Regions from separate parts of the Homo sapiens genome. Here region 1 is linked to region 2. A link is a loop called in an ENCODE intact Hi-C map of the cell type or tissue named here. Cell type or tissue: mammary epithelial cell. All regions are shown on one strand. Links, peaks and the distances in the headings refer to the core of each region. The heading gives the core; the rest is flanking DNA. Region 1 has its middle 41 kb from the start of PRRX1. Region 2 overlaps PRRX1 (paired related homeobox 1).

Evidence for each region. A loop is a pair of places that touch in the nucleus more often than their neighbours do. Peaks named below come from ENCODE experiments on the same cell type or tissue, not always from the same donor. Only the 100,000 strongest peaks of a DNase experiment are listed, where the experiment ranks them.
Region 1: a loop joins it to region 2, with 2.0 times the contacts of the local background. A loop is called at or near these places in 1 of 110 quality-filtered maps.

What each region holds. Positions count from the first base shown.
Region 1 is chr1:170,614,864-170,630,918 of GRCh38, reverse strand. No RefSeq gene overlaps it. Among named protein-coding and RNA genes, the nearest start is that of PRRX1, 41 kb to the left of the region's middle. RefSeq lists an enhancer at 10,819-12,018. In mammary epithelial cell, for the core only: no CTCF peak of the experiment used is centred there; a DNase peak (open chromatin) is centred at 7,558; H3K27ac peaks cover 1,089 bases.
Region 2 is chr1:170,700,783-170,716,837 of GRCh38, reverse strand. The region is part of intron 1 of PRRX1 (paired related homeobox 1); the gene reads right to left. Among named protein-coding and RNA genes, the nearest start is that of PRRX1, 45 kb to the right of the region's middle. In mammary epithelial cell, for the core only: no CTCF peak of the experiment used is centred there; a DNase peak (open chromatin) is centred at 8,657; H3K27ac peaks cover 1,932 bases.

The DNA of each region.
Region 1 (16,055 bases), core at 6,328-8,827, 85 kb after region 2:
CAGTTCCCCCCACCAGTGAAACACACCCTCTCCGCCAAGGGACAAAGTGCTCTGTTAAATAGGTCCTGCTCCCTGTTAACCCAACTGGGTGAGACCCTCCAACAGGGGTTGTCAGACACCCTATACAAGAGCAATTCTACTGACAACAGGTTGGTGCCCCTTGAGATCAGAGGTTCCAGAGGAAGGAGCAGGCACCCATCTTTGCTGTTCTCCAGGCTCCTTGAGTGACATCTCTAGACATGGGAGTGAATCAGATAAATAAGGCCTGAAGTGAACCCCCAGAAACTTCAGCAGCCCTATAGAAGAGGGACTTCACCATTGAAAGGAAAACAAGCAGAAAGCAACAACAACAGCATCATCAACAACAACAAAAAGCCCCCACAAAAACCCCATCCAAGGATCAGCAGCCTCAAAGACCGAAACTAGACAAACTCACGAAGATGAGAAAGAATCAACAATACAATGTTGAAAACCCAAAAGAGAGAAATTTATAGTACTAAATGCCCACATCAGAAAGCTAGAAAGATCTCAAATTGACACCCTAACATCACAATTAAAAGAGCTAGAGAGTCAAGAGCACACTAACACAAAAGCTAGCAGAAGATAAGAAATAACTAAGATCAGAGACGAATTGAAGGAGATAGAGAAACGAAAAACCCTCCAAATAATCAACTAATCCAGGAGGTGGTTTCCTGAAAAAATTAACAAATAGATTGACCGCTAGCTAGACTAATAAAGAAGAAGAGAGAGAAGAATCAAATAGACACAATAAAAAATAATAAAGGGGATATCGCTACTGACCCCACAGAAACACAAACTAGCATCAGAGAATACTATAAACACCTCTGCACAAATAAACTAGAAAATCTAGAAGAAATGGATAAATTCCTGGATGCATACATTCTACCAAGACTAAACCAGGAAGAAATTGAATCCCTGAATAGAACAATAATAAGCTCTGAAATTGAGGGAGTAATTAATAGCCTCCCAAACAAACAAACAAACAAACAAACAGGACCAGACAGATTCACAGGTGAATACTACCAAAAATACAAAGATGAGCTGGTACCATTCCTTCTGAAACTATTCCAAACAATTGAAAAGGAGGGACTACTCTCTAACTCATTTTATGAAGCCAGCATCATCCTGATACAAAACTGGGAAGAGACACAACGACAACAACAACAAACTTCAGGCCAATATCCCTGATGAACATTGATGCGAAAATCCTCAATAAAATACTGGCAAACTAAATCCAGCAGCACATTAAAAAACTTATGCACCACAATCAACTCAGCTGCATCCCTGGAATGCAAGATTGGTTCAACGTATGCAAATCAATAAATGTAATCCATCACATAAACAGAACCAAAGACCACATGATTATCTCAATAAATGCAGAAAAGGCCTTTGATAAAATTCAACATCCCTTCATGCTAAAAACTCTCAATAAACCATATAAATAAACTAAATAAACATATATTGATGGAACATACATGTAAACAATAAGAGCTATTTACGACAAACCCACAGCCAATATCATAATGAATGGGCAAAAGTGGTAAGCATTCCCTTTGAAAACCAGCACAAGACAAGGATGCCCTCTCTCACCACTCCTATTCAACATAGTATTAGAAGTTCTGGCCAGGGCAATCAGGCAAGAGAAATAAATAAAGCGTATTCGAATAAGAAGAGAGGAAGTCAAATTGTCTCTGCTTGCAGATAACATGATTGTATATTTAGAAAACCCCATCATCTCAGCCCAGAAACTTCTTGAACTGATAAGCAACTTCAGCAAAGAATCAGGATACAAAATCAATGTGCAGAAATAACAAACATTCCTTTACACCAACAATAGGCAAGCAGAGAGCCGAATCATGAATGAACTCCCCTTCACAATCGCCACAAAGAGAATAAAATACCTAAGAATACAGCTAACAGGGGATGTGAATACAGATAACAAGGGATGTGAAGGACTTCTTCACTGCTCAAGAAAATAAGAGAGGACACAAACAAATGGAAAAACATTCCATGCTCATGGATAGGAAGAATCAATATCGTGAAAATGGCCATACCACCCAAAGTAATTTATAGAGTCAATGTTATTCCCATCAAACTACCATTGACATTCTTCACAGAATTAGAAAAAACAATTTTAAATTTCATATGGAATCAAAGAAGACCCACCCCCCGATATAGCCAAGACAATCCTAAGCAAAAAGAACAAAGCTGGAGGCATCACGCTACCTGACTTCAAACTATACTACAAGGCTACAGTCACCAAAGCAGCATGGTACTGGTACCAAAACAGACATGTAGACCAATGAAGCAGAACAGAGACCTCAGAAATAACACCACAGATCTATAACCATCTGATCTTCAACAAACTTGCCAAAAACAAGCAATGGGGAAAGGATCTCCTATTCAGAAAATGGTACTGGGAAAACTGGCTAGCCATATGCAGAAAACTGAAACTGGACGCTGTCTTTACACCTTATACAAAAATTAACTCAAGATGGACTAAAGACTTAAATGTAAAGCCCCAAACCATAAAAACCCTAGAAGAAAATCTAGGCAATACCATTCAGGACATAGGCATGGGCAAAGACTCCATGAAAAAAGTGCCAAAAGCAATGGCAACAAAAGCCAAAATTGACAAATGGGATCTAATTAAACTAAAGAGCTTCTGCAAGTGAAAGAAACTATCATCAGAGTGAACAGAAAATCTACAGAATGGGAGAAGTTTTTGCAATCTCCCCATCTGACAAAGTTCTAATATCTAGAATCTACAAGGAGCTTACAGTTACAAGAAAAAAAAAATCAAAAATTGGGCAAAGGATATGAGCAGAGACTTCTCAAAAGAAGGCATTTATGCAGCCTACAAACATATGAAGAAAAGCTCAACATCACTAATCATCAGAGAAATGCAAATCAAAACCACAATGAGATACCATCTCACGCCAGTCAGAATGGCAATTATTTAAAAGTCAGAAAACAATAGAATAGACACCGGCAAGGCTGTAGAGAAATAGGAACGCTTTTACACTGTTGGTGGGAGTGTAAATTAGTTCAACCATTGTGGAAGACAGTATGGTGACTCCTCAAGGATCTAGGACCAGAAATACCATTTGACCCAGCAATCCCATTACTGGGTATATACCCAAAGGAATATAAATCATTCTACTATAAAGACACATGCACACATATGTTTATTGCAGCACTATTTACAATAGTAAAGACATGGAACCAACCCAAACCCCCATCAATGATAGACTGGATAAAGAAAATGTGGCACATATACACCATGGAATACCATGCAGCCATAAAAAGGAATGAGGTCATGTCCTTTGCAGGGACATGGATGAAGCTGGAAGCCATTATCCTCAGCAACTTAACACAGGAACAGAAAACCAAACACCACATGTTCTCACTCATAAGTGGGAGTTGAACACTGAGAACACGTGGACATGGGGAGGGGAACAACACACACCAGGGCCCTTTTGGTGGTGGGGGATGAGGGGAGGGAACTTAGAGGATGGGTCAATAGGTGCAGCAAACCACCATGGCACACATATACCTATGTAACAAACCTCCACATTCTGCACATGTATCCCATTTTGTTTTTTTTTTAGAAGAAATAAAGAAAAACAAACAAAAAAAGAACTACATTGGGCTTATTTTCAGAATGCATGCAAACAAGAAGAGAGTAAGGTGAAATATTTAATGTATTAAAAGAAAAAAACCACCAGTCTAGAATTCTTCATTCTTCTAAACTAAAAGAGAAAGATTTTCTCCAACAAGTAAAAACTGAGGAATTTGTCACTAGCAGATCTGCCTTGCAGGAAATGTTAAAAGAATTTTTTCAGAAGGAAGAAACATGACATGATAGATACTTGGATCTACATAAAGAAAGGCAGGGCCGGGTGCAATGGCTCACGCCTGTAATACCAGCACTTTGGGAGGCCAAGGTGGGTGGATCACGAGGTCGGGAGTTCGAGACCAGCCTGGCCAATATAGTGAAACCCCGTTTCTACTAAAGATACAAAAAAATTAGCCGAGCATGGTGGCGGGCACCTGTAATCCTAGCTACTCAGGAGGCTAAGGCAGGAGAATCGCTTGAACCCGGGAGGCAGAGGTTGCAGTGAGCCAAGATCACGCCATTGCACACTCCAACCTGGGCAACAAGAGTGAAACTCCATCAAAAAAAAAAGAAAAAGAAAGGCAGAGTGTTAGAGAAGAAACATATGACAGTAAAATACCATTAACTATGGATCGTCTTCAAAAGATGAGCTTACCTACTTAAATCATTAAATATACAGAACTAAAGTTTTTCTCAGAAGAGAATCATAAATTCTAAAGGATTTTTTTATTTACTCAATACATTATTTTCCTATCAATAATATGTCATTTCTAATGGTTTAATAATAGGGTGCTTTATTTGTTCAACAAACAATTATTGAATGTATGCTAAATGTTAGACTCTATTACTATTAATAGAAAAAAGGAACAAAGTTAAAAAGAATTATTTCTCCCCAAAAGAAGTATACAATTTAATAAAGCTAGAGAAATGCTGCTTGAAAATTTACTAATACAGTGAGCTGAAATACATGAGTGTCATATACACAAGTTAAGTGTCACTTTCAGGGAAGCATCTGACTTTAAAGATGTCAGGCAAAGTTCATTAGAGGACACAGCATTAAAACTGAAATTTAAATGTGAGAGGAGTTTACAAAGGGATGATAACTGTGTATGCAAAGGTATAAAGAAGCATGACATGTATCAAAAATGCAAAGTGGCCAGGGGTGGTGTCATACCTGTAATCCCAGTAATTTGGGAGACCGAGGCAGATAGATCACTTACAGACCAGCCTGAGCAACATGGTGCAACCCTGTCTCTACCCAAAAAAAAAGCCAGGTGTGGTGGCACAGGCCTGTAGTCCCAGCTATTCAGGAGGCTGAGGTGGGAGGGTCTCCTGAACTTGTGAGTCCGAGGCTACAGTGACCCAAGATCATGCCACTGCACTCCAGCCTGGCGGACAGAGTCAAAAAAAAAAAAAAGAAAAGAAAATGCAAAGTGATTCGGTATCACCCACATTTAGAGAAAAAGAGTGGGGAATGAGGCTGGACCAGTGGAAGTCAGGTAAGAAAAGTCTTACATGCTTGGCAAAGGGATTGACTTTTGTTTATTTGTTTTTGTTTTTGTTTTTTTGAGACAGAGTCTCACTCTGAAGCCCAGGCTGGAGTGCAGTGGCGTGATCTCAGCTCACTGCAACCTCTGCCTCACAGGTTCAAGTGATTCTCCCATCTCAGCTTCCTGAGTAGTTGGGATTACAGGCATGCGCCAACATGCCTAGCTAATTTTTGTATTTTTAGTAATGATGGAGTTTCACCATGTGGGCCAGGCTGCTCTTGAACTCCCGACCTCAGGGGATCCGCCTGTCTTGGCCTCCCAAAGTGCTGGGATTACAGGCGTGAGCCACCGTGCCTGGCCTTTGTTTTTGTTTTTCTGTAGACAAATCAGGTTTATTGAAGAATAGTGGATTATAATAACAAAAGCACTAGGTAACATTTATTGACTGTTACCTTATTCCAGGCTCTGTTCTAAATAGCTTACCTTTATTAATTTGTTTAAGCCTCACAATCTGCTGCAAGACTCAGCATGGTTAAGTAACTTGTCCAAAGTCATTCAGCTCAGTGGCAGAGCTGGGTAGGATGTGACGTAGTGGCACTTGTGTTTAGAATTACCTTTCTGATAGCCATGTAAAAGATGAAGAGGTTGGTGATAAACTCAGGCAATGGTCATGGGGATGGGGAGGAGGGGCAGATAGTCAGAAAGTAGAATTGACAGAATTGATGATCAAACAGTCGTGTGAGGGCTAGGAGAGGAAGATCTAGGATGACTTTGAGGTTCTTGGCTTGGGAAAATGGAAAGAGATGATGTCACCGTTCCAAAAACAGGGAATATTGGGAGGAAAACAGTTCTGAGAATATTTCATTCACTCATTGATTCATACATTCATCTCTTCAGTCAATATTGTCTGCCTATCCTAGATTAGGCAATCTGTTAAGTGTTGGATATACAATGTTAAGCAAAATAGACAAAATTGTCATATAGCCTGCAGTCTAAGAACAAAGTCAATTTCTGAAAACATTAAAGCTTCCATAGGCCATCAAGCTAGGCATTTCTACAAGAAGCCTTGTAGATAGCTTTCAAAATTCCTGTTGATCCTCTAAAATTTACTGGAGACCCAGCCTTTTCCTGGACCCACAGCCATGTCCAGTCCAGGATCAGGCCCTGAAATGTGTCTTAGATTCCATGCACATTCACTCTGGTCTGAAGTCAACACACATAGCCAGAGGTAGGGTGGCTCCTAGGCTTTGACCAGTACACCTGCAGCAAGCCAGCCTTGGGAGAAAGAAGATTCTATCTTTAAGGGAATATGTCCAAGGGGGCAGATTATGTGTTTAGCTTCAAGAGAAATCTGAATTGGAGGTAGACATGTGAAGGTCGTCAGCATGTATATGGTAGATTAGGCCACTCATGTGAATGACTTTGATAAGAACCGACAGCTGAAGACAGTGCTTGCAGTAGCATTAGGAACAGGTGTCCACAGAAGACTTAGAAGAAAAACCTGGATAGGGAGCAGGAAAACCACTAGAATAGTGTCACAGATTCCCAAGGAGAGGAGAGCTTTAAGAAGACAGTAATGAGTAGAATAAAATGCCCCTGAGTGATATGTAAAGCATGAGCTGACAGTGTCCTGAATATGGGTTCATTTGTACTGACCTTCATCCATTTATATATTAAGAGTCTTTGCTGGGGATTTTGGTATTGACGCAATAGATTCCATCATTATAATGAACTCTTGGGCCAACATTACCCAAGCTCTAGACTGCTTTTGGGCTTGAGGGTATTGTAATGATGGTTAAATTTATAAAGTATTCTTCCAGGATGATTTGTTCAAATCAGATATCTTAGAAACATATTTGCTGGAGTCTTCAATTTTTTATTTTTCTTCTATCACTTTGAGTTGTGATAATAGCCAAAAAGTATAGAAAACAAGATTTTTTTCTTTGGATAGTTGATCTATTAAGGTGGAGTTTTAGTTTGCAACAAATCCAAATTATTGTCAGCTTGGTTATACATTTTAATTTAAAACGTGGTTTATCTGGTCTTTTCACTCTACCATAATAGAATTTTGGCCTCAAAATTAATTTGGCATCCTTTTTGTATAGGGTAGCATTTAGCATTCAGGCAGAGCACAGTGGACATGTTCTGTCTTTGCTTCATAGTATATGTGGACTCAGCTAAAGAGACTTAAATGACTGGGAGTGACTTGAACAATTGAGAGACAGAATCATTTAGAGGCTTCTTCCATGTCTGGGAACTGGTCAGGAATAAATCAGAGCCTGGGCTAAGCAGGGACTGTCACCTAGAACTCCTACATGTGACTATGTGATCTGCATGTTGCCATGTGACCTCTCCATATGGCTTGGGTTTCCTCACAGTATGGTGGCCTCAGGATATGCTGTTGGACTTATCACATCATGACTCAGGATTCCATGAGCAAGTGTTCCAGCAAACACGGTGCAAATTGCATGACTTTTTATGACTCAGTCTCAAAAATCCTGTGGCACCACAAACTCACCCAAATCAAGAATGAGTACACAAATCGGACCTCTTTATGGGAGAAATGACAAATAATTTACAGTCATGTTTTAAAACTGCCATACTTATCAAAGGTGCTCTGATAACGAAATTACAACAAAAATAATTAATGAAGATTGACTAGCTACATATTATGATGTGAGAACGGTATAGAACCTTAGTTAGAAAGACTTGTGCTGGGTTTCCAAAAATAAGAAATCATGCAAAGAACATTATCTGGATTCATTTTTGCATTCAAAAATTATTGAAAATACTGTGGTGAAAAGACAAAGTTCTTGCTCTCATAAAGTTTACATTCTTGTAGGAGGATGGAATGGAGGGAAACAGATAATAAAGAAGTCATAAAATACATTAATAAGATGATCTATGATAGAAATATATGTCTGAAGAAAACAAATTCATTTATTAAAGATTTAGCATTTAAGAGAAATTTCAATGCTAGACCAAAGGATCTAGCTTATCACAATCATGAAAGCATGGGATATAAATTATATAAGATCCAGAGAATCTACACAAGAAGGAAAAAGATGAGATGACAAAGGTTGAGTGCTGAACAACATTTTCAGGAAGCACAGAATATAAAAACTTGGATATGCAAGTTCAAATGTCATACAAAAGATTGGATTTGAGGCCAAAGAAAAACAGAGCCAAGGGCTAGAAGCAAGGTATAACTGAAGTTGAACAAGAATGAGGTTGATAGAAAAGCACAGTGAAGTTGCTGTAATATTTCCTTTTTGGCATCAACTATGTATAGTGGATGAGGCTGATTTAAGGAATTGAGGTGAGATGTGCCATTATATACAGCAGTCTATAAATCATTAAAGAGACATAGTAGAGAGAAGTTATTTGCAAGGCATATAATTGTCAAAGAAATGACATTTAGAATATATTATAAACTGCTAGAAATTAATTTCACAAAGTCAAACAATCCAGTGGGAAAAATGGGCAAAAGATATGAAAAGAGAAATCACAGTAAAGGAAATCAATCTCCCTATAATCAAGGAAATGCAAAATAAAAAGTACAACAATGAAAAGTAATAATAGTGAACTATCATTAAATGGCATCCCACACATATACATATGTAGACTAGTTTTAGTGGTTACAATAATTAGAAGATATATATATATGTATATACTATCTTGGATAAATGTTAATAACTATGGTAGGGTAAAATCATACAAAAATGTAAAACAACATAATATTATCTAAGTAAAATTTTAAAATGTGCAAACGATACTACATAATGATTGCTGATACATCTACAGGTAGTAAGGTATAAAAACAACAACAAAATACACACCAATTTCAGGTACTAACATGGAGAGAAAAAAGGAAATGGAATTGCAGGAGAGGATTGTCTTCTATTGTACCCTTCAAATATTAATATATCTGCTATGTCTTCTTTCTTACAAAGAAGGTCTTTTTTTGTGTGTGTGTCAGATGGAGTTTCACTCTGCCACCTAGGCTGAAGGGCAGTGGTGTGATCTTGGCTCACTGCAACCTCCACACTCCAGGTTCAAGCGATTCTCCTGCTTCAGCCTCCCAAGTAGCTGGGATTACAGGCGCCTGCCACCAGGCCCCGCTAATTTTTGTGTTTTTAGTGGAGATGGGGTTTCACCATGTTGGCCAGGCTGGTCTCAAACTCCTGACATCAAGTGATCCGCCTGCCTTGGCCTCCCAAAGTGCTGGGATTACAGGTGTGAGCCACCGCGCCCAGCAACAAAAAATTAGATCTAAAGCGAATATGATAAGATACTAAACCATGTAAAATATGGCTGGTGATAGTGTACTATTTTCTGTTGTTTGAAATATTTTACAATCACCTCTTTTTTAAATATTAGAAACATAAAGCATATGGGTTATTAATATGTAATTCTTTTTTGTGAGACAACTGGGAAAAGCCACTTGTCAGATCTGGCCAAGGAAGATGTGTCTGTCCTTATCCAGTTTGGGTCATATTCTCCTCCAGTAAGACCTTTCCTGTATCAAATAAAAGTCTTGTCCTATACCTTGTTATTTAAATTTTTACTTCTATATGTCAGAATTTTAATACTGATTACAGAAAATTCTTGGTTTCTCCATTTTAAATATTCCAAAGTTCATACAGTAAATTCAGAGTTTTTTTTTTCATTTTTAATCAATTATATTTATAAGGAGATTTGCTTACTGGGAAACATGTATTTTCTGAAAAAATACTAACTATGAATCTCTTTGTTTCTCTCTTCTGAGTTTTCAATCTTATTCTTGTTGATGTTATGGTGGGAGATAGGGGATTTTTATTCTTGAACTTTTTGGTGGGAAAAGAATAACTATAAGGATCTGCAAATGACTCATTCATTGTGTAGAAATTATAGACTTCATGATATTTCATTTCTAAAATTATTTAAGCATCTAATTCCTACTGCAAAGCAGCATCCTAGGATATGTGTTGGCTGATTATATAGCCACGTGGACCATACAAGAACACAGAGAACCCCTGGAGAGTCTCATGAAGGAGGTACCATCCTTACCTGAATTAATATAACACTTTTGCACAGGGTAAATTGTTGCCAAAGAGTAGATTTTGTAACCATTTAAATGCCAAATCAAATATTCTATTATTAAAGGGCAGTTTATCCTTTCTCTGTCTTACTCCTAATACCCATAATAGTAACAGTAATTTGGAAATTTCTCCAGTGGGATTTTGCTCAAGTTAATACTACTAAAGTTTAATTTCTTTTTCTTTTTGGTGATACCTATACCAAGCACTCATGCTTCAGAAAAAGCTCTAAGCTTTGGCTGCAGCAACTTGAGCCTTGCTTTCTGCCATGCACACTGGAATGCACAACTCACAATAGTTTCCAGATATATCAGTTCCCTTCCTGTCTAGGACATTGTATTGCCACATGACCTTTGCCAAGTCACTTCTTTCTGCTCTGCCATAACATAAGGTTGTAATTATGATGATCTCCCTCTTAGAAATGTGATGAGAAGCTATTCATAACAAAGACTGTAAAAATTGCAAACATGATGAGAGAGGCAGATATTAAATGTAGGAAAATGTTCTAAATTGAATATTTACTTCCTGCCTGACTCCACCTGTCCTTAAAATTTATCCATAAAGACAACAGTAGCAAGAGTGCCTGATTAAGCCCTTCTGTTAATACTATCCACTTAAAATATATTTTTCTGATCCCAAATATGGCCTGGATTTTCAGGCAGATGATATTTATGTGTGTAAGTTATATTTTCATTGTTCTTTCATCAGGCACATGGTCTTTCTTTTTTCTTTCCCAAGAAAACTGAGATCACTTCGATGGTTTTAAATTGGCAATGTGATCTTGTTCAATGCCAGACACATGACATGTTCTAGTAGCCCTCTGGACCTGGGTCTGGGATCATATTCCCCTCTATCCCCAATACATGTTCCAAACACTTGTGAGCATGCTGGAGGCAGAAGGCTTAAAGAGGTGAGATCAGGCCAGGCTGGCATCCACTCTGTAGGATTCAGGGACAGACTCAAACTTCAAAGTGGTGCAGGAGTGACTGGCAAGGCACCAGAGTATTCACGGTAGGTGTAAGGACAACAGGAGAAAAATAAGCCGTCTTAGTACATTTTTTCAAGTTTCTGTTTGTCTTCCATCTGCAGGCTCTTTAAGCTGCCTTCATATTTGGATGTGGAGGTTGAAGTATTGCTGACCAATGCCAGAGTCACAGGAATATCCTGCTGTGCTTTTGATCTTCCCATATGACTGAATTTCCTGAATCATCATGTTACTGTGTGTGCACATATGTGCACATGTGAATCTTCTGGCACATCTCCCAGAAGCGCTAGTTCTGGGACAAAGGATCCATTGGTGCTTTCAGGATGTAATATTGATCACTTTGGCTTTCCTTGGCTCAGAGCCAGACACTTCGTCTCTCACTGCACAAGATGGCTGCCAGCTCCATAAGCTTGTCTCATTGTGACGGCCCTCGGCAGGACTTCCTGAGAGCAGACTAATTTCTGAGAGGCTTTGAAAAATGTTGTTTTAAAGTGGAACTTTGTGTTTTACCAACTATGGACAGTGCTTGGAATCTTGTTATTGACTTTTAAGATCTGTGGTACATCCTATGTTTAATTATGTAATACTCTCCAATACTCAGTTAAGCAGGAACGTCAATGACACAGAAAAACTCACTAGGTTTTTTAATCCCATGGTTTTGCACACTTTTTTATCTAGTATCAGTCTTAGTCAACTCCATAATTTGGACTTCAGACTTAATGATAGTTCAAAAGTCAAATTCGCAAGTATGAAAGGACGAAATCTCCTAAGTTTTCAAAGTGTTTCTTTCATGTATAGTACCACTAAAATTGTAAAAGCAAAGGATTTAGAAAAAACCTTGATGCCAATGCTTTAACATTAAAATAACATTTAAATTAAAACATTTAAAATAAAATGTTTAAAACTACGATTATCTTCAGGTAGATATCTTTCAAATCAAGAACATGACTGCAAATTTGACCCATTGCAAGTTTCCAGACTACTCAAGAAAAAAACAACACCAGAATCTCCTTTTCTCTTCTTTTTCCAAGTACTGTGTCTAGGACTTGACCTAAGCAGAAAGTGAAAAAGACAGAGTGTTCTTTCATTTCCTTTCCAGATTTCCATTCTGCTTTCAGCCACATCATCTTCACACACCAAAAATGTGTTGACTGCCTTTCTTCTTAGAAAGAAAGATTAGTCACTAAGCACTTGAGTGTGAATTTATCTCATATATGATTCTTTCCTGTCTCCCAGAGAAATAATTTTATTTTTAAAAAAAGGACATAGGAAGGAACACTTGCGGTGGACTTTAAGAGATCACTGCATCTATGAGAAGGAATGGCTGAGAACAGAGTATTTGGTCATGTCATAATTTTTATTCCATTAGTGAGACCCTGTCCTTTGCTACTGAGGTGTGTTAGCCTTTGTTAGGAGATGAATTTGCTGTTTTCATTAGCCTCTATTTTATTTGACTCCTGAGAAATGTCCAGAGCAGGTCTCTAACCTAGGCCAAAACGAAATATAATCTGAATTCCCAACATTCCGTGTGTAATGGAAAGAGCACATGCTTTGGAATCAGGAAGACTTGGGTGAGTCTCCTTGTTCAGTCATTTACCATCTGTGTGATCCTGGAGAAGGTATTTAACCTCTTCAAATCTTAAGTTGCTAGTGTACAGAATAAGAATAATGCTACTTAGCTCACGGGGTTGTTGTGAGGCTAAGTGAGATCATAGGTATGAAAGTCTTAACACAGTATGTGACACAGCTGATTTTTAAATAAATTTCCTTCATTGTATGCTCTTAAATGTCAGTAGTCTCTATCAAGCCTGGTGGAGCTCACTTCTTAATGATACTAAGTAATCTAAAAATTCAGCTGTGATATTTTTAAAAAATTATATTCCATGGTTATGATATCACCAGTGTTAAATTTAAACTTGCGATGACAGCACAGCTGTGAACTCTTTGCGTGTCGTATCCTTTGGAAGCAGGGCACTGTGACAGTCCTGAAGAAAATGCTATGTTTGCCATTCTTTGGGTGCACTCGTTAGATTCTTGAATTTCCAGACAGAAAAAGCTGATTGTATTTAGCTCATTTACTCTGAAGAGCCTACTTCAAATCCTTTCTTTGAAAGTAGACAGATTATATATAAATGTGTAGTGTTATTTCTCTATATTCCTATAAGTGAACTCAGTAGTCTGATGTTAATAATAATCTGTTTTAAAACTCATGTTTCAAACTCTCCCAGAGAGAAACTTAATAAAAATTTTGAAATTACAGAGTAAAATAATATGAGTTTGAAGATAAGCTCAAGACAGTCTGTTGACTCAATAGAGTGATATTTTGTTGTTGTTGTTGTTTCCAGAATGACAACAGTATAATGGTAGCAGCCTTGAAAGTCTAGCCATTGATATTTTGACTGAGGAAATCACTCTCTCTCCACGGTCTTGAGAAAACATGGCATTTTGCTACAATCATTACACAGTATGCATGGCACTGTCTGTTTAATCCCACACATCTTGATGTCATCTAGATAACAACAACAAAAATGGGTTGTAATTAGGAATAGGGCTCATGTTCATATAGGCAGTAGTACAGTGAACAGACCATTAGAGCCCAATCAACAATTAAGTAGGCTTGCAATTCAAATTCTGTTTTTGGCCTTTCTCTCTCATATTTTGAAATCACATTTGAGTTGTTATTCCAGGCAATCATTTCTTCACTATTATAGTATTCAGACTCTGTGCTTGCAAAATATAGGATAATGATTTCATTGTTTTCCTTTCCCTACAAGAGACTCTTTGAGAAGCATGGCAAATAGGAAAAAAATGAAAATTCATGGTTTTGAGTTCATCTTCAGGTTATACCACAGGAGACAAAGCTTTGCATACAGGTGGTTGTCATACTATAAAATCTTCAAATCCTCATGGTTGGGACAAAACTTCTTGTATTCCTCATTAAGCAGGATTCATCGTTCAGCTAGCTCCGTGCCACAGGTAAGTTGGACAGCTGAAAGTTTTGAAAATATTCTGGTTTTGCAGAAGGCACATACTTTCATATTCTGCTTACCTTAATTGAAATCAATTTCAGGGAATTTTTTTGTTCATGACACTATATCTCATCTCTCTTCACACTTTCAGTTGCCACATTAGTAGCTTCCTTTACTGCAGTACTGTTTATATTCACAAAAGTCAGACCAGTCACCTATTAGTCTCTGACACTGGCACCAAGCATTGCCTTTCTTCATTCCACAAACACCTACGAAACGTCCTGTGTCTACTTTCTGCTATACTTGGAACATTTGGCAATAAAAAACTAAGTAGAGGACATGCCTCTGTTTCCAAGGAACTTGCCTAAGGAGAAAGCATGACAGTTGCCTTCCATCATATGTGTATTAGTTCATTTTAATGCTGCTGATAAAGACATACTCAAGACTGGGCAATTTAGAAAAAAAAAAAAAGGTTATTGGACTTACAGTTCCACATGGCTGGGGAGGCCTCACAATCATGGTGGAAGGCAAGGAGGAGCAAGTCTCATCTTACGTAGATGGCAGCAGGCAAAATAGAGCTGGTGCAGAGAAACTCCCATTTTTAAAACCATGAGATCTCATGAGACCCATTCACTATCGTGAGAACAGCATGGGAAAGACCCACCCCCATGATTCAATCATCTTCCACCAGGTCCTGCCCACAACATGTGGGAATTATGGGAGCTACAAGATGAGGTCTGGGCGGGGATACAGAGCCAAACCATATCAATACAGAATTTAAAAGTTAGAGATGTCCATCTATTATCCAAAATACCATCTACTCTAGAGATCCTAACCTAGGATGCTGCAGGCTGAATCCAATCTAAAGACAAGTTTGGTTTGGTTCACACAGTATTTGCAAAAACAATTCCACAAATCTTCAATATTTTGAAAAGAAAAGATATTAAATAAAATTCCAGATTTATGATTTTTCTTGAAAAAAATGGAGAGATGTAGCAACACAAGGTCTTCCTTCCCACTTGGCAATAATTGGATGGAGTGCCCCACTATGTCACAGTGCCCATCACTCTCTTACTGTGTCCTCTCAATTTCAATAATTTCTACAAATATAGTAGGAAGTTTCTAGCAAACTGGTAACTTGAATGTAGCTTGTTTTCCCTCTTCTTTCAACCGTGGTCTATTCTGCTTTCTGAGCTTCAAGACCACTAAAGCTGATTGATACACTCTCATGCTGGCAAAACTCAAAGGAGTTTTGGACTTTGGACTCAAAGGAGAAAACTTATATAGGGATTTTTTTTTCTCTGTGTAGTCTGGGAGAACCTGGAGATCAAACAGAGATCCTCAAGGTGAAGATTATAAGACTGCGGATCTTGAAAAAGAGTTTCTGTTTCTAAAACAGCATAGATCCTTGGAAGAAGATTGGCATTCATTCCATTGAAGGTGCCTGGTTTTCTGACCTTAAAGAACTGAGGACCAAAGCAGGTTGAACTTTCATTGTCCCCAGGACTGGAAAAGAATAGCTCACAGCAGGAGGGTTTTCACATGGTACTTCAACAAGGGCCAGCCCTTTATTTGTAAAGGTTGCTTCACCTTCTACTATAGGGTAGGCTTATAGTAAATTGAAATATTTAAATAACTAGTTTACTTGTGATGAAAAATAATCAATTGAGGAGAGCCTATCAGCTCATGAGAAGAAGACAGGTCATAATGCATAGCACACTCCACATAGCTGCTGAAGGAGACACATAGATTTAAATGCAGCCCCCTCTTTATCAAAGATGGCTGAATAGGAACAGCTCCAGTCTACAGATCCCAGCAAGACTAATAGAGAAGGTGGGTGATTTCTGCATTTCCAACTGAGATACCCAGTTCATCTCATTGGGACTGGTTAGA
Region 2 (16,055 bases), core at 7,539-10,038:
ACATTTATCAGATTCTTGGCTCTGGTTGAATACAGGGGAGAGAAAGCAGTGTATTTTTACTAATTCCAAGAGGGTCATCTTTTCTTGCAAAAACAACTACAGTGAAAGTTGATTTTGAAACATGCTGTCTGAAGATACTGACATCCAACTGGATATTAGAATGCATCTCATTCTTTGGCATTCTAAAATGGGAAGGATTCACCAAGTTGTAGAATAACCAGCGGAAACATGAATACATTTTTTTTTTTTTTTTTGAGATGGAGTCTCGCTCTGTCGCCCAGGCTGGAGTGCAGTGGCGCGATCTTGGCTCACCGCAACCTCCGCCTCCTGGGTTCACACCATTCTCCTGCCTCAGCCTCCCGAGTAGCTGGGACTACAGGCACCTGCCACCACGCCCAGCTAATTTTTTGTATTTTTAGTAGAAACGAGGTTTCACCGTGTTAGCCGGGATGGTCTCGATCTCCTGACCTCGTGATCCACCTGCCTCGGCCTCCCAAAGTGCTGGGATTACAGGCGTGAGCCACTGCTCCTGGCCTACATGGATACATTTTTTATCAAAGTTGCAATGTTTCAAATCCAAAGTGTTTATGGATTTTATAATTTTTTTGATGATTGAGTAAACTGAAAATATGTAGTTATTGTTGCTCTTAGTAAAAACAAGCAAAACAGCCTTATAAATAGGTGTAGTCTTGCTGGGATCATGAGTCATAAAATATTGGCATCTAATGAAACCCATGAAATTGTCGAATTCAACCATCTTATTTTACAGATGAGTTAAATTAGATCTAGAAGAACAACGTGACTTGCCCAAAATCACAATGCGGACTTGGGACCTCCAGCCAGAGCAAGAAACCAGGATTCCCAATTCCATTCCACTCTTAAGTGCAGATGACAACATACACGCTGTGCAAGAGAGAAACAACAAAGCATCCAACACATAAATGGAAACCATTCCCCAGGGAAAATATTTATAGGAAAGACAGATTTTTCCATACTAGCTGTTATAAAGAGGGTCTGAGAAAGAGGGTCGATGAATATCACATGTTGTCCTTTCTACCAGAATAGCCATTAAAAAATGCAACCATTCTCATCTAGAAAGCCATTTTGATCCAGATGTTCTTGCATTCTTCTTTACAATGATATCCATAAGTCCTTGCTTCATCAATTAAATAAGTGCAGGGTTATTTTAGCTTAGTAGTATGCCCCATCTTCTATCTTCTCCCACAATCATAGGAGATGATTTTCACTTTAGGACACAGTTTAAAATCTCTCTGTTCCTAAAACACATCTCAAATCTTACCTTCTCTATAAACCTTTTCTGATAGCACCAATTCATATTGATTTCTCAGGCTCTAAATTTATATACATATATTAGTATATTATCAAATACTTTTTAAAAATTATGGTTCAATATTTTCTCTGTAAATATTTTGTCACCTTAATGTATTCAGGTATTTCTATAGAAAAGAGATAGGATTCCTTGACATATTACATTACAGTAAAAGTTGAAAGAGTTATAGTAATGTCATGGTATAGAAGCAGTCCCACAATATTAGAATTTTAGTGATTTATTTAAAGTTTTAAAGGACTGAGTAATTTCTGAATTCTTTTTAACAATACATAGCAAGTAATTATGTTAGCATTGTCTTTTGTCTCTGGATAGTTTTACCCACAGAGGAAAAATTCTTTTGCAGTGTTTCTTTATCAGATAGGATAGTCACCAGATTTAGAGAGGGAAAAAGCCTTGTGGTCTGATTCCTCTGCAAATGTAGGAATTATTCTTTCATTTTTATCTTTTACTAGAAAAGCGGCTGCAGGATACATGAATTACTTAAACCACCAAGAAAATACACAAGAAAGAGGTACTAAAAGAGATGGGTGTTTCTAATGGATCACAATGTTAGAATACATATGAAGAACTTCTTGAGAAAAGAAGACTGTAAGCCCAAGGTAGGCTACCCTCTGTGCATTCAAATATGAGTTAAAGAGAACAATAGCCCTGACCTCGGCTCTAGTATGAAGTTCACTCTGGACTCCTCATGTGGCTGCTGAAGTTGCCCTAGAGGGAAGGTGGAGAAGAAGGCATAAAGTGCCATCCTCAAGCATGGGGACCTGACAGCATGTGGTGATCCCTATTCACTAAGGCCTTGCTCTTGCCATGCAAGCTTCAGCTAACTCCAACACCCCTCACCCTCTTCTGCTCTGCATCCTGTGGGAGGAACCTTAGAGATTCCAAATCATTGGTCAGCCAAACGTAATTTAAAGGTACGGAAAAACATATTTTAGGAATAAAATCTGAAGAAAAATGCGTTTCCTATGCCTGGGTCACATCAGTTTGGGAAAAAATCTGATGCAAGAAGATAAAATGCCAGCTCCAGTAGCAGAAACCAACTACCACATCAAAGTTTGTCATCTGCCTTTTGGTTGAAAGCATGGCAGGCAAGCGGATCTAAAGTGCAGCCCGCTGATCATTTTATGGGCATTGAACAATGTTTTCAAAGGAACTTATATTGCACAACAGCTACTTACTTTAATGGGATTTGTGTGGTTCAGGCCCCGTAACCTTTGGAAAATTGAAAGGAAGTGTAATTGCAAAAGCCACTAAAAACCGTTTAGCTTTTATTGCAAGGCCCATGAAAAGCAGTGAAATAGAGCTGTGGCATTCATTTGAGTTTCTTTGGCTACACTTAGCATTAACTGAAATTAGGACAGCATCTTTCTAATATGTGTCCTGATAAATGGCACATGGGTCACTTAACTGGGAAGATTGTTGCAATATAGACTGAGCTTAGTGCATCACAATGACCAAAGCCAAGTTTAGCAGCACACACACATCGTCTCAACAGCATAGCCCTTCAGCGGTCCTCCATCATTGACTCCCAGCACGTATCAAGAGCGAACAAATCTCTGCCAATACAAATACCCAACTGTGCAGCTATTGCGCATTATCACAGCACAGCTACCTGAACTATAGCCCACTAAAGCCCCTAAACTTTGTATGGTCGTCTTTACTGTCATCTTGGTATAGACTTGGTTCATTTTTAGTCAAGTATCAGACTAAGCCTTAGCAAATAGAATTAAAACATCTTATATGTGATTTGGGAAATGACATATGTTCTCTGGAGAACAAAATGCTCTAAGAAGTGTGAAATTACATTATTTTGCATGGTTTTGATCAAAGAGATGAGTCAGTGGCTCTGTGTAAAGCAACAGTGGTTCTGTGTAGATAGCTCAAAATTTAACTTTCTCAATATAGCCAACCCTCCTTTCAAGTAGAAAACACTCAAGAATGTGAGGTACTCTAAGGTGATTTGCACTGTTTTTAGCTTCTTTGTTATATATTTCTTTTCACCTCTATAGAACAAATACTTTTCTATAGCGCCAAAAATGTTAACACAATCCATATCACCTTAAGCGCTTTAACTCTCTTAAGACATTTTCCTTAAAGGATTATTGATCAGAACCCCTGAGAATATCCAACACAAAGCAAGGTTTTCCATGTAGTCCCATATTGGAACTGTACTTACTTCTGAGGCTATGTTGATAAATCTCCCCACCCCACCGCATTATGTGGGCATTTTCCGTGTGATGATGAATCTGTTTTAGGCTATAACTCCAGAGCACAACATTTGTGTTTGTATTTAATTGAAGCTCTTATCAATGTTCAGTAAGTGAATAATCAGACATGAAATACTACTACTAATAATAATACTAATGTATTCCTGAATCCATAATTTACTAATACGAATAACAATAATGTATTCATGAATATGTTAGAATTCTTACTGTAAGAGATGCATTATTGAACAGAGTACCCTCTCTTTGATAAAGACATGAAATTCTGGCTTCAGATATGTAAGCTACCTCCAATTTTTCTATGGATGAATTACCAGTTTACTCATTTTTTCAATTCATTGCAGGATGCCAAAAAAGGGGAAAATAAGAATCTTTTTGTCAGACCCAACTAGCTATAATTGGGATGGAAGCATAGTTGGAAGTGGAGTGGAGTAGAAAGTAAACCAGCTTAGAAATAAGAACAACCTTTGTTCTCATACAGATCCTGCCACTGACTAGCTGTGTGGCCTTGGATAAGATGTTTCACTTGTCTGAGCCTCAGTTTCCAAAATGATAAAATGGGAGTAGGATCACCTGCATCCTGGGGTCATTTGAAAATTTAATAAATGCATAAAAGGCACATAGGCTGACACATAGTAGGCATTTGACAAGAGGTGGATTTTACTTCTACCAGTGCTACCATAATGTGTTCTCAAAAATGGGCTGGTCAAGCCATTGCTGCTGTACCTTTACTCTTCTGCTCACTCTTTGTTGTTATTTAGCTGTTCAGTAAGATTTCTATCACAAAATAACTGGAGAGAAAGTGAGAAAGCCATTCAAATACGTTTATATGGCTCGGTCATGTTTGATGGAGAGCATAACAGAACTAGGAAACTGGAAAAATGAATAAAAGCTTTAAAATTCAGCAAGAACTGAGATATAGGGTAGACTCAAAATTGCACAAGGATATATATCATGCACAGGTGTTTGCCCCAAAAGTTCCATTTGGGGCATTTTTTTGCTATTATTCAATTCTTGGCTTTCTAAAAAGCCAACTTGCCTTCTTAAATTCAAATTTTGGAAAAAAAATCTAGAAAGCAAATAGATTCTAGTACTCAGACGGATAAGCAATTGGTACCTTTAACAAGTAGTCTCACTAGAAATTAGCTTCAGAAAAAAAGACAGGAAAGAAAAGAAAGCCAAGAGCTAAAGACAGGTTATGAAAATTCAATTATTTCCCAGCCTATTTGCTTTTGGTTAACTAATTTGGTTGCCATATGCCTAAAAACACAACAGTTGAGTCATATTACTCACTATTTATTCAGTGACTCTTTTAAAAAGAAATGTCTGATTATTTTGGTAAATTCCAAAAGGATAAGAAGAAACCAAAGTTCTGGGAAAAGAGTGAGTTCTGACTGAGATATTAGAAGCTTTCTAAACTTGCAATAATCCAGATGTGTGGTCCCCTTGGAAGTGCCTGGTATTTGACTAGGAATTTGACTAGGATTACAAACAGAGCTGAGGATGAGGCATATCCTCTTGTCTTCTTCTGCTGAGGTTTTTTTCCCTTTGCACTGAGACTGCTGTCACTTCATAAAAGAGACAACATCAATCTTGCCATTACCAGTAGAAACTAGTGTTTTCATGAGAGGCAAGCATCATATGTCACCTTTTTCAATGATTCCTTATCTTTTTGGTTATAATTTTTAATGTTCTAAAGAAAAATCTGGTAAGCACAGGTTCTAAAAAACCAAGACTGGAAGCAGACAGGAATGAAGGAGATGTACATAGTTAATGAGTAAGCTCAGCTCTTAGAAGGACAGGAGTGATGGAGCAGAGCTTCTCTGCTTAGATAGAAAGACAGCTACAAGGCATTTGAACTTATGAGAACAAAAGTATGACTTGAATTTTCTTATAATTTTTTATCTTGTGTTAAAAGGACAAGGTGCTTATAGCAGAGAAAGCCACAATAACAGAGAATTAGCTTTCCATCACAGTAAGAGATAGAACCAAAGGTAATTCTGTAACACTATATAGAATAAATGAAGAGGGCTGAAAAGGATATCAAAGTTCTTCTTGGTGTTACTCTGGTCTTGGATGTCAAATAAATCTGAAGATGAAAACATGCTAAAATGGTCAAAATAAGAAGCTTGATATTTTTAAATACTTTTTAGATGAAATAAAATTCTCTTTAAAGAACAAAAATTCAAATTTTGTTTAAAAAATAAGAAAAGTCGAAGTGTAAATAGTGGCTTAAAGCTTGACTTTTTTGAGGAAATTACCATTCTTTAACATCTGAAGCTTTCAATTTCTGTATCTGTAAAATGGGTTGTTGGCTTAGTCAGCTCAGGCTGCCAAAACAAAATACTATAGACTGGGTAGTTTAGACAACAGAAATATGTTTCAGAGGCTGGAAGCCTCAGGAAGAGGGGCTGGCCTATATGGGTTCCTGTTGAGGGCCTGCTTCCTGGCCTGCAAACAACTGCCTTCTTACTATATCCTCATATGGCAGAGAGAGCAAAAGAGAGCAAGCTTCCTGGTCTCTTCTTATAAAGACACTAATTCCATCATGAGGACTCACTCATGTGACCTCATCTAAACCTTATTACCTTTCAAAGGTCTTACTTCCAAATAGTGTCACACTGGGGGTTACGGATTCAATATATGAATTTGGGGAGGATGTAAACATTCAGTCCATGACAACTGCTTTAAGATACAAGTGATACATATATTTTTAAATGATACAAATTGTGACAACTAGCTGTACACATTTCCTTATATTTTATTGTAAAATATGTATTATGGAGCAATAGTGGAAATGGCTTTGGATTGGAAATAAGGAGACTTTGATTCTAATTCAGGGGAGTTACTGGGAAAGCCTGTGATGTTAGCCCTCAAGTGTCCTAACTGGCATAATTGTAAGTTGGGCTATGGGACTAAGATCTGTTTCAAATTCAGCATTGTGGAGTTATAGGATAGTTTTTACACTTCCAATGCCTAGCCTAATAAAAAACTTTCAATAATTGCTCATTTAGCATGATGACTGAATTATATTCTTTTGGTGGTGATGGTGTTGGTGGTGTGTTTTTTTACTTTTTTGAGAAAAAGTTAGGCTGGATTTTATCTTGCATAAGGGCTGTAATGTAATTACCAGGCCTGAGGAAAGCTTCAATGATTGACATATTCCTCCATGCCCACAGCACTCTGCAGGGATAAACTCCAGACTGAAATCAATGTGAATCTTTAGAAGACATTAGTTTACCTCTAACCACAGTCTAGAGAAAGAAGAAACCTAAGATGTTTTTTAGAATAACTATAAAGAGTTATTCTATCTTCTAAATTTACTAAAAGGAAATAAGAATAGCTACATACTTCATTTCTCTGCCATCCTTGACCTCTTAACCATGAGTCAAGTGGCGTCAGCCTTGCTGCAAACACTGCCTATATCAACCATTTTAGGGTAATCCCAAAATGGATGCCACTAACAATGGTTACATTCAATCTTGACTTTAGCATCCTCCCTATCACTTTATTCATTCATTTGAACAAATATCTATTGAGCACCTACATGCCAAGCGATGAGATGCTCTGAGTAGAGAGAAATGTTGTATGTTGTCTGCACTTCAAGATACTTACTTTCTAACTGATCTGGAGAAAGAAGTCAAAAGCACTTGACAAGTAAAGTAATAGTAGAAAAAAAAAATATTCCAGTACACTTGGTGACCATCAGAGCCAGGAACGGGCCAGGAAGGAGGACAGATATACCAAAGAGAGTGCAAGGTTAGAAAACACTGCATGGGCCTCTCTTTGTCATACCTGAAGCTTAGCATCCTTTTCTCAGCTGATCTATTATTTCTCACCCAATCACTCCACTCTAGTTGTACTGCTAATGGTGATAAAAACATAATTTTCTTGTCCTTTTCATTTATACTTTTCTCTGACCTTGTCTTTCTTTGCCTAATAACACATCACAGACCTTACCCATACCTACTAACTTTTACATTAATGGCCCCTTCTCCTTTCCTAAGTCTCAGCTGACCTGTCAGTTCTTTGTAGGAACCTTCTGTGATCAACAACCAGAAGTAGTCTTCTCACTATTCTTCATCCAGCATCTTAACCATTTGCTTTATAACACTTATGACAGTCTGTAATTATTTATGTTGATTGTCTCACACTAGAATATAGCTTCATGAGGGTAGGCACCTTACCTGACTTGTTAACTGTGCTATCCCGGCACCTGACATTAGTCTTCCATATTTTGGGTACTTCTCTTAGAATTATTAAATTAATATGTTAGACTCTGCTTGGTGAAAGTGCCTACTCTGAACAACCTGGTCCATTCACACTCAGCCACCAAACCTGACCACTCTTTCAGGGATCAGTTTCTGTAATAAGGTCTTGACACACAAAATTTCCTGCTTACTGCATTTTTGTAAGGCATGTAAATTCCAGGATCAAGTGTTATGCAGGTTTCTCATGCACTTTCTCAGTGAATGACTTTGCAGCAGTAATTATTCTGATTAGAAAGTAAGCCTTGAAGGCAGGTGAACAAAGTGTGTAGAATAGAGCCCTAAACCTTTTAGTAGTGCTCAGTAAATGTTTGACTTTGATAATGATGATACATATGGAATTATTGACCATCTTGCTCCTAGAAAAGACAAAGGAAGTCTCAAAAGGCTTGACCTGATACAGTTATTTCTATGTTCCAAAAAACATATTTAGCTTGAGGTTGTATTTTCTTCTAGTTAGTCATTTCCAGTCACCGTGTTTTCTGTTCCCTTTCTCTGGCAAAGGAGCTTGGGCAAAAGCCTGGCTAATTCATTCTCCAATATACAGGAACATTACGGCCTGTCAACCACACCTAAGCCTTAATTATATGGTGATTTCCTCTCCAAGGATATGCGACTGTTTTAACTAGTAAGGAAGCCGATGCACTAAGGTCATATGAGAAAAAAAAAAGTTACATTTGGGTAAAACACCCAAAAATTCATGTGGAATAATCTTATTCCATTGAATCATGTCCCCTGTTGTTGAACAGCCCTAAAGAAGTCCTTGTTAATAGTCATTCTGTCTGCCTGGAGTGGAAATCTATGAGTAATCTGTGTGTCACTGTGACTCATGTCGTGACCAGCACTTCCAAATCCTCATCATCTGAAATCTGGCAAGAAGAATTTACACTGCTCAACTCATAACAGGAAGAAAGTAGGATGAAGGAAAGACCTAAGAAAAAGTTGTATTGATTAAACATAAAATGATAACCAGAAAAGGAAGATAATCAAGGTTAAGGAAGGACAATGACTCTTTAATCACCATCTGGGTCATTCTCTTCCTTGGCATCTGTTTCCAATATGACTTACATGACAATTACAGATATATTTCCTCATATAACCTTGGGTCTTTTTTCAGGTTTTCCCTATTTCTAAAAATTTTCCAATTTTTAAATTACTTTGAAAAAGGACTTTGATAGTAATATGTTGAACCAAGAACAAGGACAAACTGGATATACTAGTGTTTAATTCCACTGCAAGAGCATTTCCAACAATTGGTAAAAGTTTCATTGACAAGCCTTCTTATTTCTTTTCTTTAATCTATTTGATTAAAATGGCACAGGGTATAATTATGTGGTTAATTTACTCAGAAGTCAGCACCTTTAAAATAAAGCATCCTAGGAATAAACATGAAAATTTCATAGACTCAGGAGATTCTTATAGAAAACATATACTGGTTGGATGAGTAGATGGAAGAAAGGATTTGAGAAAATCAGATTTTATAAACACAGTGTTTGCATTAAATCAATTAAAGAAGATGTGTGCATGGTAACTGATTTGGGCAAAGGTGGGGACATTCTAAGCTACATTTTAATTTTTTTTTTTATCTGGCCAACAAGAGAGTTAAAAGGAAATATTTTCCTTTCTTGCTATTCAGCTGTGTTCTGCAGACCCCTGCTGGGCTCCTTCACTTTGTTCTATTTGGTTATTTCCATACTAGGGCTTTTTAGTTGTAGTGGTCATACTTTCCCTGATGATATCATTAAACTTATTCCTTTACTACAGATCTGTTAGTTTGAGGAGAAAGCTTCTTGACTAGAAGGATTATTACAATTTTCTTTCCTAGAGACATCCAGGTATTTTTTTTTTCTTTTTCTTTTTCCTTTTTTTAAGGACAGGGTCTCACTCTGTCACCCAGGCTGGGGTACGGTGGCATAATCACAGCTCACTCCAACCTCATTTACTGGGCTCAAGTGATCCTCCTGCCTCAGCCTCCCCAGTAGCTGGGACTGCAGTTGCACACCACCATGCCCAGCAGTCTTTTTTTTGCTAGGTTTGGGGTCTCACTATGTTGCCAAGACTAGTCTTGAACTCCTGGTCTCATGCAATCCTCCTGCCTCAGCCTCCCAAAGTGTTGAGATTACAGGTGTGAGCCACTGTGCCCTGCTGAGACTTCTGGTTTGAGCACCAGTCTCAGGTCTTCCCAAGACCAAATGGCACTAAGCTTTTCTGGCCATGAAGTGTAGGTGGTCACCAAGTGATACGAATATAGGTAACTTCTTGACCTGAGAGAACCCATTTTTTATATCAAAACTTGTCTCTAATTAATCATAGCCCCAGACCAAATTTATACAATTATAACTTTATACTCTTTCCCACATTTTCAGCAATTCAATGTTAGTAAAGTTTTTTCATAGAAATGTATGAGAAGTCAACTTTATATAATGGGGTACGGGGGAACGTCAGTGGATCAGAAGCCAGACGACATGAGTTCTCTGTCTCTGGCCCAAAAAAGTCATGTGATCTTGAGAATGTAACTTTGCCAATCTAGGTTTCTATTACTGTTGCTGTTGAAAAAGGGCATAGTATTAAATTGTTTTTAATAACTCTTTCTAATTTTAAATTACAAACTCCTCTTCAAGTACTTGACCAATAGATACATCTGTGCCTTCAAAGAGGTATATAGTAAAGAATAATATACTTAATTGCTAATTACCTCCATTTTTGGAATCTATAAATTTAACAATGGATTAACTAGACACTGTGTAATTCCATGGATATACATTCCTGTGGTCAAATCTGCAATGTCTTTGACTATTTTTAAATAACACTAGTAATGATATTTGCAGATATCAGGGTTATTTCAACATTGCATGAATGCTTATTTTCTTTTAGATAACTTTTAAAGATAATGTTCAGATTTAGCAGGTATTCAAATACTTAACAAGAGACCAAAGAAAACTGTTGAAAAACTATTTATAAAGTTCCAGAGTTTTTAAAAAATCTAACATTTAAGGGTGGGGGGCATAATTTCTCATAAAATGTTTGTGTGTGTGTGTGTGTGTGTGTGTGTGTGTGTATGTGTGTGTGTGTGTGTCTATGTGGGTATATGTGTGACTTAGCCCAGAGAACCCAAAATTGAACTGGTAACAGCAGTGCTAGAAACATGAGAACTAGAAGCAGATTCAATTGCTCACATGAGAAGGAACAACTTCTTGCAATGCAAAAGTTTTACTTGTTTGAGTTCTCTACGTAGCCCACTAAAACTGCTGAGACTTACTGTCATTACCTAGTACAGTACTAACTGTATCTGCTAGCTCACTTTGACATAGTAGTTTCTGGTAGGAGCTCCCAGACAATAGGTCACATGATATCACTGCCTGCTGAACTTAGCAGTAAACAAAAAATATATATTTTAAATAGATATTTCAGGGCCAGGAGAGGTGGCTTACACCTGTAATTCCAGCACTTTGGGATGCCAGGGCGGGTAAATCACTTGAGCCTGGGAGTTTGAGACCAGCCTGAGCAACATTGCGAAACCCTGTCTCTACAAAAATAACAAAAATTAGCTGGGTGTGGTAGCATGCTCCTGTAGTCCCAGCTACCTGGGAGGCTGAGGTGGGAGGATCACCTGAGCCCAGGTGGTTGAGGCTGCACTGAGGCCATGATTGTGCCACTGCACTCCAGCCTGGGCAACAGAGTGAGAACCTGCCAAAAATATGTATATATAATGTCTAAAATTTAAATAAACCAAGGCAGAGGATGTAAGGTTCCTAGTGAAGTGAATTGCCAGATTATGCTGGTTGACACAACCATGAGCTATATAAATGAGGTCTTAAATTGCTACGTAATGCAGACATGGAGCAGGAAAGTGGCAAAGTGGTGACAAAAAAAAAGAATGGGGTACATTTAAGGTGAATCACTAAGGATGTTCTCCCATTACATTGTGAGAGTTTATATATTGAGACCATTCCACTAGGACCCAAATAACATGTGTGCCTTTGGAACTCTTTGCAGTGTACATTTCAAAGTTCAGACCAAAGCCACTAGGTAAGTTTTATGGGTCCCTCTAGAAGAGCAGTTTCTTGTCAGGGCTGGAAAAATAATGGCACAAAGCATCCAGTAACAACAGAATCTAGGCCTGTTAGTTTGATCCCAAGATGATGCCCCTTCCAAAAGGAGAGAATCCAGAAGAAAAATTTATTCTCCAGACTGAGTGTGAAAGACTAATATTGAAGATTTGGAAATGTTTTGGGTATAGTCTATTACACACCAGGTGCAGATCTGTTGGGGAAAATCTATTTACCATTTTATTTGTTCCAACAAAGACTCTCATGAAGTTGAGTTTCTCCAAGATCATCATTTGTGGAGGCTAAGGACAGGAAACAGGAAAGATGTATGACACCAACTTTCCAAAGTCTATCTTGCTTCTCAAGGTTCCTTTAAGAACACAATACAGCTGAGAAGGCAAGTTTGCATTCAGGCCTATACGATGACTGCAGTGACCAATGGCCAATAAATCAATTACATCTTGTGTACCCTACTTAACCTATGAATATGATGAATATTTGGAGTGTGTTTTTTGTGGTCTCATGCCAAAAGTTAACCACAGCTTAGAGATTCTTGAACTTTAGAAAAATAAGTAGAAATCTATGTCCCCCACTTTATTCTCAGTGTAGTTGGAAAGAACAGAATTCCATGAGAGAGCAACTTAATTGTGTTCATAACTTCCCAGCGTTGAGAGGTTGCGTTTATATAGGCCTTTCTTTCAAAGATCATAAAACACCTCACTTACTTATGTTATTTCATTTATATTCTAAATGTGTTTATAGTATAACAAAAGGACACAATACAATTTTAATTTTAAAAAGTGTTAATTTAATAAATTTTAACAAAACTAAGCAAAGTTATATTTATCTAGTTTAACACTTGGGGAAATCAATGTTTAGTTATATTTCAGAATAAAAATGGTCAGTGGGTAAGTTGATTAGTTTTACCTTTAATTAAAATTTTTATTTTTGCTTTGCTTTTCCCAGTACTCTAGGCCACATTAATTATTCTCCTTCCTTAACTCTGAGCTAGTGCTCGATTCACACAATTTAGGACATGGCTGTATATTTTCATGATGTCTTCTTTGTTTTCTATGTATTTTGGTCTCAACTACGTATTCAGGGGGAAGAGCTGACATGGACTGGAAATGACATTAATTAGAAGACAGAGCCTTGAGAGCCAGACCTGTCACTCACTGTCTTTCAGCAAACTCACTCATCTTGCCTGAGCCCAGGGCATGCAGCTGATATCTGGTAGTTTGGCTACAGAGCCCAAGTTCTGAAATAAAATGTAAAATACCAATGGAAAGTGTCCTAAATGCTTTAAAGAGTTGTTGTGAGGTTCAAGTAAGATGACTTAAAAAAAAAACACTATTATATAATGTATTATTATTATAAACTCTGTGAAGACAGAGACAATATTTTGTACTTTTGCTATATACTTTCCAGGAACTAATGTAATGTCAAGTCAATATGATTTACCAAGTAAGTACTTAATAAATATTTCTGAATAACAAACAATTATTAAGTACTAACTACTTGCTAAGAACCTCTGTTAAGTGCTCTGCATGGACCATTTTGTATTTCACTACACTAGGAGGTCTTGCAGATGAGGAGACCAAGGCTCAGGGAGCTGATCATCCAGGCCCAGGGCACACAATGGACGACATCTGGTAGTTTGGCTACAGAGCCCAAGTTCTGAAACACTTGACATTCGTAGAACCAATGATCCTGAAAGAATTCAGAGGTTATAAAATTTTCTTCCTATAAACTATTAAGAAGTGGAAGAACTTTTAAGAAATGGATAGGAATTCGTGGCAGTGTATTGGGTATAATTTTAACCCAGAAATTAAATTAGATAGACAGATAAACTTCTTGATATGATTGGATTGCAATTCTATGATTTTCATAAGAGATGTTTTCTTCAAAGAAATGCCTCTGAGCATTTGATTTGGCTTTGCAAACTGAAGTTCCAGCCTGCAAGATATTTCTGTTCTTCTCTTGATCAAATGGTTATAAATCCCTCTCAGAATAGTGGGAGCATTAATCTAATTATGCACGAAGCCAATGAGAGCAAGATAATTGCATAGATCTACCCATCCATTTCACCCAACATCGTAAATTATTGAAATGCTGCAACCTAGCTTTCTGGGTTTTAAAAAACACTTTCCAAGTTTTAAAAACACTCTGCTATTGCCATTTATGGGAGACCCACATTATATTGTCTTTTTGCCTTAAGTACCATAAAACTAAAATTTTAAATTTGAGCGTTTACCCTTTAGAGGGTGCTCATGTGATAGAAGAATGGAAAACATGTGATACGTTCTTACATGAACACGGGTAAAAGCCTCAATCCTGGGAACTAGTTACCCTCACTCTAAAGAAATTAAGTTGAATAGTTCTCTTTTTACTTGTTATAAATTACATTTGTTAACAGAGATATGGATCTGCTTTGCCTGCACACACACCCATTGTACAGCACTGCCAACTCCATAGGGAGGAGTCCGACAAACCCACTTCTTAAAAGTTCTTCCAAGTAGAGAGTACAATTGTGGTTATTAGAGGCTTGAAAGGGTGAGGGGAGGGGAGGACAGGGAGAGGTTGGTTAATAACAGATACAAAATTACAGCTAGATAAGAGGAGTAATTCTAGTGTTCTAGTTCCAACTAGTGTTCTAGTCTCCAACCCCCAGAGCCATGGACCGGTAACAGTCCGTGGCCTGATAGGAACAGGGCCACACAGCAGGAGGTGTGAGGCAGGTGAGTGAGCATTACTGCCTGAGCTCCGCCTCCTGTCAAATCAGCGGTAGCATTAGATTCTTATACGAGTAGAAACCCTATTGTGAACTGCGCATGCGCGGGATCTAGGTTGCAGGTTCCTTATGATAATTTAAATTAATGCCTGATGAGCCGAGGAGGAAGTTTCATTCCAAAACCATTCTCGCCCCCTCCCCCCGCCTTCCCCCATCCATGGAAAAATTGACTTCCATGAAACCGGTCCCTGGTGTCAAAAAGGTTGGGGACTGTTGTTCTATAGTGCTATCGGGTGACTATAAAATAATTTATGTATATCTTCAAATAGAAAAGAGGATTTTGAGTGTTCCCAACACAAAAAAAGATAAATGTTTCAGATGATGGATATGCTATTAATAATTACTCTGATTTGATCATGACATTGCATGCATGTATCAGAATATCATGCTGTACTGTATAAACAAGTACAATTACAATGTGTCAATTAAAAATAATAATATAATAAAATATATTTTCTGTCTGACTTTAGGACATTTGTAAAACTTGTAGTTGAAGCATTCTCCCTGTTGCAATAACCCTTTCGAATAAAATCTTTCCTTAAAAAAATTCTTCTACTTCTTAATAGTTTTTGGAAATAAAATTTCATAAACTCTAAATTTGTAATTCTTGAACAAAACAAGCAAAACATTTGGCCTGAGTAGAAATGGAATGATCAGATGCCCACAAGTTAAACTGATTTCATGCCCAAGGATTATATGAGCCTTTAAACCATGGAATTCAAATTAAGTTGCAATGACAAATCACAATTCAGAGTTCCTATGTTGTGTTTTCTTTCTATTTAATGTAATATATGCTTACTACTGGTGATGAGTACTGGCTGGTAAGTATGAAAGGTCAATCTTTCCCACAAGGAGCTCAAAATTTAGTGAAGAAAAACAGATATATAAGCAAGTAACTTCAAAAATGAGTTATGTAAGATAATGGAGGATATATATTGTAAAGCTGTGATGCAAAGGAAGGATCAACTGTAACTTAATAGATGAGATAATAGATGAGTCATAAAGAAGAGGAACTAATTGCACTAGATTTTGATGGAAAAATACACATTTTGACCAGTGGAAAAATACTGTTTGTAATGGACAGAGCAGGGTGATAAAGGCAGTATTACTCATTCCTAAAAGTGGATTTTTACCTCATTTATTCCTCATAACAGCCCTATGAAAAACTATGTCACTGTCCTAATTTCAAGAGTTCAGAAAAATAGACTTCTCAGGAATGCAGTGCTGGTAAGTGATATGATCATGATTTCCCTATGTTGTCTCAGCCCAGCATTTGGGAGCTTTAAGAAGAGAAGATGAAGCCGTAGTGGGAAAGTAGGGCCAGATGGTAGAGGACCTTTCCCAACATGCTAAGACTCTTTGAACTGCATC